Regions from separate parts of the Homo sapiens genome. Here region 2 is linked to region 1. A link is an interaction called in ENCODE POLR2A ChIA-PET data of the cell type or tissue named here. Cell type or tissue: A673. All regions are shown on one strand.

Region 1 (4,000 bases):
ACATGCTGTTACAAGATTTCCACGGCACTTGGTGGATGTAGCACAGCATGCCAATGTTTGATACACATCTACCAGGAGCCAGGCATCATGTAATTTCATGTTGCTTCTCACTGCATCCTGGTAACCAAGATTCAGTGGTGCAGGAATCTGCCCAAAGCCACGTATGTATGACTAACAGGAACAGCCAGGATTTGAACGCAGGTGCTAAGCTCCAAGTTCAGGCCTTTTTCAGAAAGCTGCCCCTTGCATGACCAAGTGCTTTGGTTTAGGAATTTCATTTTTAGAAACTTATTCACTGAGAGCAGCTGCCAAAATATACAAAGATGAACATATGAGGACAGTCATGGTTTCAATGTTAACGATAAAAAAACCTGGAAATGACTTAACGTTGCTTTATCGTTGCAATATAAGCTTATACTGTGCTAAGAAAAGTGAGGCAGGATTGTGTATTCTGACGTGCCAAACGTCCAGGAGATATTTTTATATGAAAAGTGCAAGTTAGGTATCATCATAATTACAAGCCTATTTGTGTTTTTAAAACTTTGCAGATGGACCCAAACACCAGAAGAGATAAACCTAAAACTGACATTATTTTTCTGTGGAATGGGGGGATTTTTGTCTTCTGCTTTGCATTGCTCAATTGTTTTTGCTGAAAGCTGTCGCCACCAGGGGAGCACAGGGCCCTTACCTCGGCCAGTGTTGACAGTAGTGGGGCTGAATGCCTTCCATACGATGGTTTCACAGATGTTAGTTGCAATGAAGAGAGAAATACCAGAGCCAAGGCCATATCCTTTTTGCAGGAGTTCATCCAAAAGTAGGACAATTAAGCCAGCAACAAAGAGCTGTAAAAATTCAAAAATACAAGACTATGTGTTACTGCTCCCCACGGACATGGTTCCGTCCTTCAGTAATTGGGTTCTCTGATATAAACGCTGAAGACGGAATGAGATCACATCCTCAGCCCCAGAGAGCGGTCAGTAAAGCCTTTCTCTGCTGAATTCAGAGGGCTAACCCAGAGTCTTAGGCTTCTGCTTCCTTTCAGTAGGAGTTCCTTTTAGGTGTGCTTGAGATTCGTTATGTGAGAATTGTAGGTAAGTGTGAGGGGCTACTCAAAGGGAGATGTTAGCATAATAATTACCTGAATGGTGATTAGCAGGCAAATTCCAGCACCCATTTCAGAAGGGTCCCCATACATCCCGGTCATCACATACACGATAGACTGGCCGATAGTAATGATCATGCCAAATACTAGAATTGAAAGAAAGAAGTGTTTTCCAAGTGGGTCACTACACAGAACAAAAGAAACAATTAAGAAACACCAATTCAACGCCAGGCACGGGGGAGAACAAAGATGAAGAGCAGTGATACTACCTCCAAGGGGCTCGGCTGAGAACGCGCTAAACCATCACATCAGCAAAGTACATGATGAATCAAAAGCCTTTTAACAAAAGCACACTTCTTCTTTAGTTTTACCTTTTCCTAGATTCACTTGCTTTTTAGTCATGGGAGGAGTAAAAGTGAAACTTGGAAAATTTGTTCTATTCAAAGAAAATCAGGGAGTAGAACCTACTCCTGACAGCATCCGGAGACACAATCTGGAGATGTCACACCTGCAGCACCCAAACTCAATGTCAGGCACTTGGGGTCTCGATGGCTCAAGAGCTGAACTACAGATTTGGGCCACCTCTCTAGGCTCACCATCCAGGTCTGGGTCCAGAGGACAGAATTATTAGCTCTGGGGTAAAGTGATCCCTTCTCAAGTTTTTATTTAATGTGCTTTTAAAAGGAAAACCCCACGTACCATTGATTTGGCTGCTCTTCCCATTCCCTTAGGTACCAAGCTATTTTGGTCTAATAGAAGCTTTCCTTTTTTTTTTTTTTGAGACGGAGTCTCTGTCGCCCAGGCTGGAGTACGGTGGCATGATCTTGGCTCACTGCAACCTCCACCTCCCAGGTTCAAGCGATTTTCCTGCCTCAGCCTCTGGAGTAGCTAGGATTACAGGCACGTGCCACCACAGCCAGCTAATTTTTTGTATTTTTAGTGTAGACAGGGTTTCACTGTGTTAGCCAGGATGGTCTCCAACTCCTGACCTCGTGATCCACCCACCTCAGCCTCCCAAAGTGCGGGGATTACAGACATGAGCCACGCCTGGCAAAAGCTTTCCTTTTTGTAGGGTGTCTTCATTTCTTACAACTCACTCTATTTCACTGTTAGGCACAAGGGAATGGACACATTTGACAAGTTCCACAGTACTAGATGGGTCCTCTAAGTACAGTCTGACCTTCAGTTTCAGCTTTCCTATTTAATCTGTCATGTAAAATTAATTTTACTCCAAAGTGGCCATCAAATACAGTCCCTATTTGACTTTTTAAAAAGTGCTCCACAACAATTAGTTCTTAATGCAGGAAAACATTCAAAACATTGTGAAGACCAAAGAGAAAACAGCCAATTTGTGCTTGTACTTTTTTTGTTTTCTTAGTGTTTTTTGTTTTGTTTTAAGAGACAGGCTCTGTTGCCCGGGCAGGAGTGCAGTGGTGCACTAGCAGCCTCAAACTCCTGGGCTTAAGTGATCCTCCCACCTCAGCCTCCCTAGTAGCTAGAACTACAGGTGCATCACCACACTTGGCTAATTTGTTGTTGTTGTTTTGTAGAGATGGGGTCTCTCTCACTGTGTTACCCAGGCTAGTCACGAACTCCTGGCCTCAAGCAATCATCCTGCCTTGGCCTCCCAAAGTGCTGGGATACAAGTATGAGCCACCGCTCCCAGCCACATGTGTGTATTTTAGAATCCTAATTTTTATCTAAAACTGACAAGTTTAAATAGATGTATTTCTTGGCTGGGCGCTGTGGCTCACGCCTGTAATCCCAGCACTTTGGGAGCCTGAGGCGGGCGGATCACGAAGTCAGGAGATCGAGACTGAGACCATCCTGACTAACACAGTGAAACCCCGTCTTTACTAAAAATACAAAAAATTAGCTGGGCGTGGTGGCGGGCACCTGTAGTCCCAGCTACTTGGGAGGCTGAGGCAGGAGAATGGCTTGAACCCAGGAAGCGGAGCTTGCAGTGAACCAAGATCACGCCACTGCACTCCAGCCTGGGCGACAGAGTGAGACTCCGTCTCAAAAAAAAAAAAAAAAAAAAAAAAATAGACGTATTTCTCATTCAATTATCCACCATACTAATTTAAGACCTGTAAAACATGCTGGTGTAGGCGAAAAGATGACTGGATAGGAGACTGTAAATATCATTTCCTAATTAATGTTTTTCAGCAAACAGAGGCTAAATATGGCTAATTTTGATGACTAGTAATTGTTACTAGTAACACTTATTAGATATGAGGCAAATACCATTATTATCCCCATTTTTACAGATGAAGAAAGTGAAACATAAGAGCTATCATCTAACTTTTCCCCAGATCACAGAGCTGGTAAATTATACAGCTGGACTGACAGGATCACCTTTTCTTCAGTTAAATTCTTTTTTTTTTTTGAGAGAAGTCTTGCTCTGTCCCCCATGTTTGAGTGCAATGGCTTTATCTCGGCTCACTGCAACCTCTGCCTCCTGGGTTCAAACAATTCTCCTGCCTCTGCCTCTCAAGTAGCTGGGATTAAGGCACCTTGTCACCACGCCTGGCTAATTTTTGTATTTTTTTAGTAGAGATGGGGTTTCACCATGTTGGCCAGGTTGGTCTCAAACTCCTGACCTCAGATGATCCGCCCGCCTCAGCCTCCCAAAGTGCTGGGGGTTACAGGCGTGAGCCACCGCCCCCCAGTCAGTTAAATTCTTTTATAAAACACTTGCCAAATAACTACTATGTGCCAGGCATTGTGACAGTGATTATTTAATCCTTATGACAGCTCTGAAGTAGCCATTACTTCCTTTTAAGCAATAATGAAATGGTGGCCAAGGGTGCTAAGACCTCCAAGCTCTGATCCTTCTCCTCCATTACATGGCCTCAGGGGCACTCCAGACACTCTCCCCTGCCTTGCCCAGCCCAT
Region 2 (4,000 bases), 240 kb before region 1:
CCTATGGAAAACAGTATGGAGGTTCCTCAAAAAAGTAAAAATAGAAGTACTATATGACCCAGCAATCCCACTGCTGGGTATATACCCAAAAGAAAGGAAATCAGTATATCAAACAGATATCTGCACTTCCATGTTTACTGCAGCACTATTCACAACAGCCAAGATATGGAATCAACCTAAGTACCCACTGAGAGATAAATGAATAAAGAAAATGTGCTATATGTACTCAATGGAATACTATTCAGCCATAAAAAAGAATGAAATCTTGTCATCTGCAGCATCATGGATGGAACTAGAGGCCATTATGTTAAGTGAAATTAGCCAAGCACCAGAAGACAAATACCATATGTTCTCACTCAAATGTGGGGAAGTGGGTCTCATGGAGGTAGAGAGTGGATTGGTGGTTACCAAAGGCTGGTGGGCAGGGGGATGGGATAAAGAGAGGTTGGTTAATTGTTACAGAGTTAGACAGAAGGAATAAGATCTAGTGTTCTAACGTACAGTAGGCTGACTATATAGTTAACAATAATGTATTGTATAGTTCAAAGTAGCTAGAAGAACTGGAATGCTCCTAATATAAAGAAAAGACAAATGTTTGAGGTGATAGATACCCCAATTACCTTAATTTGATCATTACACACTGCATGAATGTATCAAAATATCATATGTGCCCCCAAATATGTACAACTATTATGTATCTATTTTAAAAAATGGCCAGGTGTGGTGGCTCATGCCTGTAATCCTAGCACTTTGGGAGGCTGAGGCAGAAGGATTGCTTGAGCCCAAGAGTTTGAGACCAGCCTGGGCAACACATGCAGACCCCATCTCTATAAAAAACTTTAAAATCAGCTGGGCATGGTGGTGCATGCCTGTGGTTCCACCTACTCAGGAGGCTGAGGTAGGAAGATCGCTTGAGCTGGGGAGGTTGAGGCTGATGGCGCCACTGTATTCCAGCATGAGTGACAGAGACCCTGTCTCAGAAAAGCAAAAAACAAAAAACAGTGGTGTCATAGACTGGCACAAGGGAGTAAGAGAAGATGATCCAGGCATATGCCCCCATTTGTTCCAAGGGGAAAAGGTGATTTCTTGAAGCCTGTGTCAGCTTATCTGGCAAAATATTGCTGTAAACTGGGAGGATTCCCACTCCCTGCCTGAGGGCACATGTGATGCACCCTCCTTGGCTGTCCCAGGGCCTACTGACTGGCTTCAGCTCCTGGACTGCAGCAATGTGTGCCCCAGAGGCATCCAGGAAGTACTTGGAGAAGTCAGCAGGATTGGCCAGGAGCCAATGGACTATTTCAGCAAAATTGAGACAACTACCTAGTTTGAACCTAAGATTTAGGAGTGTGGTGAGAGTAGCTTAGGCAAAAAAGTGCCTAATTTTATAACAACATGTTGATATTTTCAATTTTTCAAAAAATATCTAATTTTTAGCATGGGAGAGCCAGTGGGAACAAGGCATGCAACTGGAGCCCAGAATCAAGGGCAGGCTGCACAAGACTCAAAGCTCTGCTGGAGCCCTCCCATGAGGCTATCCGAGACATGAGAATGAGGCAGGAAGCTCTGGGACATGTGGAGTAATGCAGAACTCAGCATGACCGTGGGGTCCACAGAAGGGTGTGTGCCAGAGTTCCACAACCAGACACTGCTCTCATAGCTGGGATTGGGCTGGGCTTTCCCACACCAGCTCCTTTCCTCCTGATGGCATCTTGACCCACAGGAAGTTTGGAAGGTTCTTTAATCTCTCCTTCCACAAAGGAAACTACAGCAGTGAGGTTCAGGGGCTCAATCCACAAATAAAGAAAGGGGCACTGGTAGAGCCAGTTCTCCGAAAGTTATCATCACACTTGATGGTAATCAAGAGAAGGGTAAGCATAAATCCTCGGCTAGACTTCTCCTGTGTTCCTTCGGTGAGCCCTCACAAGCTGTCCTCCCTTGGGGGACCGGGGCCTTCAGTTGGTGTTCCCTGTACACATCTCCCTGACCACCCCTCCCTCTCAGGCCCAAGTTGGCACCCCTGATTCTTACATGCTGTTCATCCCTGGTATGTGCCTATGGTCTCCCAAGAGGACGGAGGCCAGCTCTATGCTACTAACTCATCAGTGGGTACTCACCACCTCAGATATCATGCTTCTTTATTTACTCTTAACAGAAAGACTGCAGGGAGCTTTGCCAAACCTCTGGGACTCCAGAGGTCCCTCCCTGTGTGATGTAGAGCATGAGGTGCAGCTTTGGTATTGGCTAGCATTGGAATAGCATTGGCTACAATTCCTCTACCCCACTCCAAGATCACAACCACCTGACTGCCACTGGGGGCCTTCTGGCCAACACACGCAGAGTACTGACTGTAAGCCACACCTATGCCAACTGGGACAAATCCAAATCGTGTCTTTCAGGCCATCTCAGGGGCACAAAGGCCAATGGATAACTGCAGCAAGGTCACAGTGGTAGTCACATGCCAGAGAGACAGACGGAGGGGCATATGTGTGTAGCGTGGAGGGCAGGAAGGTCAGTGAGGAGGTAACCTTCGAGCTGCCTCCTGAGGTGCCCACATGGATATACCCCTGTGCGGATGACGAGGAGACACAGGCCCTGCAGGTCTGTGCATGGCCATGAAGGTGAGTATGCTGAGAAAACAGGAGAACTACAGTTTGCTTTATCAGTAGAAGAATGAGAAAAGCTGAGGCTACAGAGAAAAGCAAGGGCCAGCATCAGGATGGCTTGCAAATGCTGGACTTGGTAGGAAGGGAAAGAGGAGACAAGAAAGGCTTATGGGTGGCCAGGATGAGGACAGAGTGGCATTGGACTGTGTTAGCTACATGGGGTGGCCAGCTCAGACACCATCCTTCCTCCTGCCTCCACTCACCCTTTCTGCATACCAGGGACAGGAAGCCCCATCCTGCTGGTCATATTTCAAGATCCTACGTGGATTACGTTTTCCAAGAGAAGAGCTTTTAGGGTATTCCAACATCGGGACATCCTAGTGTGGGCTCAGGATGATGAAATCTCATGCTCTGCCAGGGCCCTCTCCCACCAAAGGCAGCCAGGCAAGCTCAGCTCCCAGTACCAGGGCCTGGATAATCTCTCACTCTCTATCCTTCCATCTCTTCTGGGATGAGCGGGTGATTTCTGGACCATGGTAACATGTGCTTTCTCAGGGGAAAGGTTAAAGCTGCCCTATAGGTCACTCAGTCACAAGAGCTGAGGCTGGGGCTGGGGACCAAACCCACCACATCACGCTGGAAAGCATTCCTTTTTTGCTTTTCTGCTAGTGCCTATGCACATACTTCCCATGGGGACTCTGGGCAGGAGGATGAATGGGCTGAGGAAGGTTCAAGAATTTCCTGGGTTCCCACCACCCCACTGAGACCCTCACATAAATGAGGAGAGCAGGGTCCAGGCCATGCTGGGGTGTCTGCCTCCCCAGCTGACTGCTGGGTCACCTGCTTGGGACTCTGGCAGGAAGCAGGCATGGAACCACGTGACTTCTCCCAAACTTGGGTCCTTCTCCATCTTCTCACCACAGTTCCAGCCCCAAGGAAGATTTAAAAAAAAAAAAAAAAAAGGAGCCTCAATTGTTGGAAGGCCCTGGAATTGTTTATTTTGTAAACAAACCAATGGCAATGAATTATGTTGAACTTTTAATAAGACACACATATCATACTAGGTCTGTATATTTGCCAGCAAAAAAAAAAAAAAAAAAAAAAAGTAGGGGGAAGTACAGAAAAATGCCTTGAAGTAAAGATCACAAAAGGGGTTTCCTGTTATGAGATACGGATGCATTTCCTTGACCAAAAACAGACTGATCAAAATGCCAAATCAAAAATTATGAAAACTACAAACAGGTGACAGATTTGAACTTGCTTCCTTTGCTTCCCAGGCCCCAAGAGGCAGCCAGAGGGCCATCCAGCTCCTGTAGTTGGACACCACCAAAGGCAGGGCTGAGGGGACATCGCACTGCTGCCAGTGTTGAGTAGAAAACATTTTGGGGGTGCCTGGA

The links. Peaks named below come from ENCODE experiments on the same cell type or tissue, not always from the same donor. Only the 100,000 strongest peaks of a DNase experiment are listed, where the experiment ranks them.
Region 2: POLR2A ChIA-PET joins it to region 1 with 5 read pairs; 2 of 35 experiments call an interaction of 5 or more read pairs at or near these places.

What each region holds. Positions count from the first base shown.
Region 1 is chr3:128,057,350-128,061,349 of GRCh38, reverse strand. SEC61A1 (SEC61 translocon subunit alpha 1) reads right to left here. Exons shown (of 12, transcript NM_013336.4): 6 at 1,139-1,248; 7 at 689-842. Among named protein-coding and RNA genes, the nearest start is that of SEC61A1, 6.9 kb to the right of the region's middle. In A673, no CTCF peak of the experiment used is centred here; no DNase peak of the experiment used is centred here.
Region 2 is chr3:128,295,160-128,299,159 of GRCh38, reverse strand. All of the region lies in intron 4 of EEFSEC (eukaryotic elongation factor, selenocysteine-tRNA specific), which reads right to left. Among named protein-coding and RNA genes, the nearest start is that of EEFSEC, 140 kb to the right of the region's middle. In A673, no CTCF peak of the experiment used is centred here; a DNase peak (open chromatin) is centred at 1,539.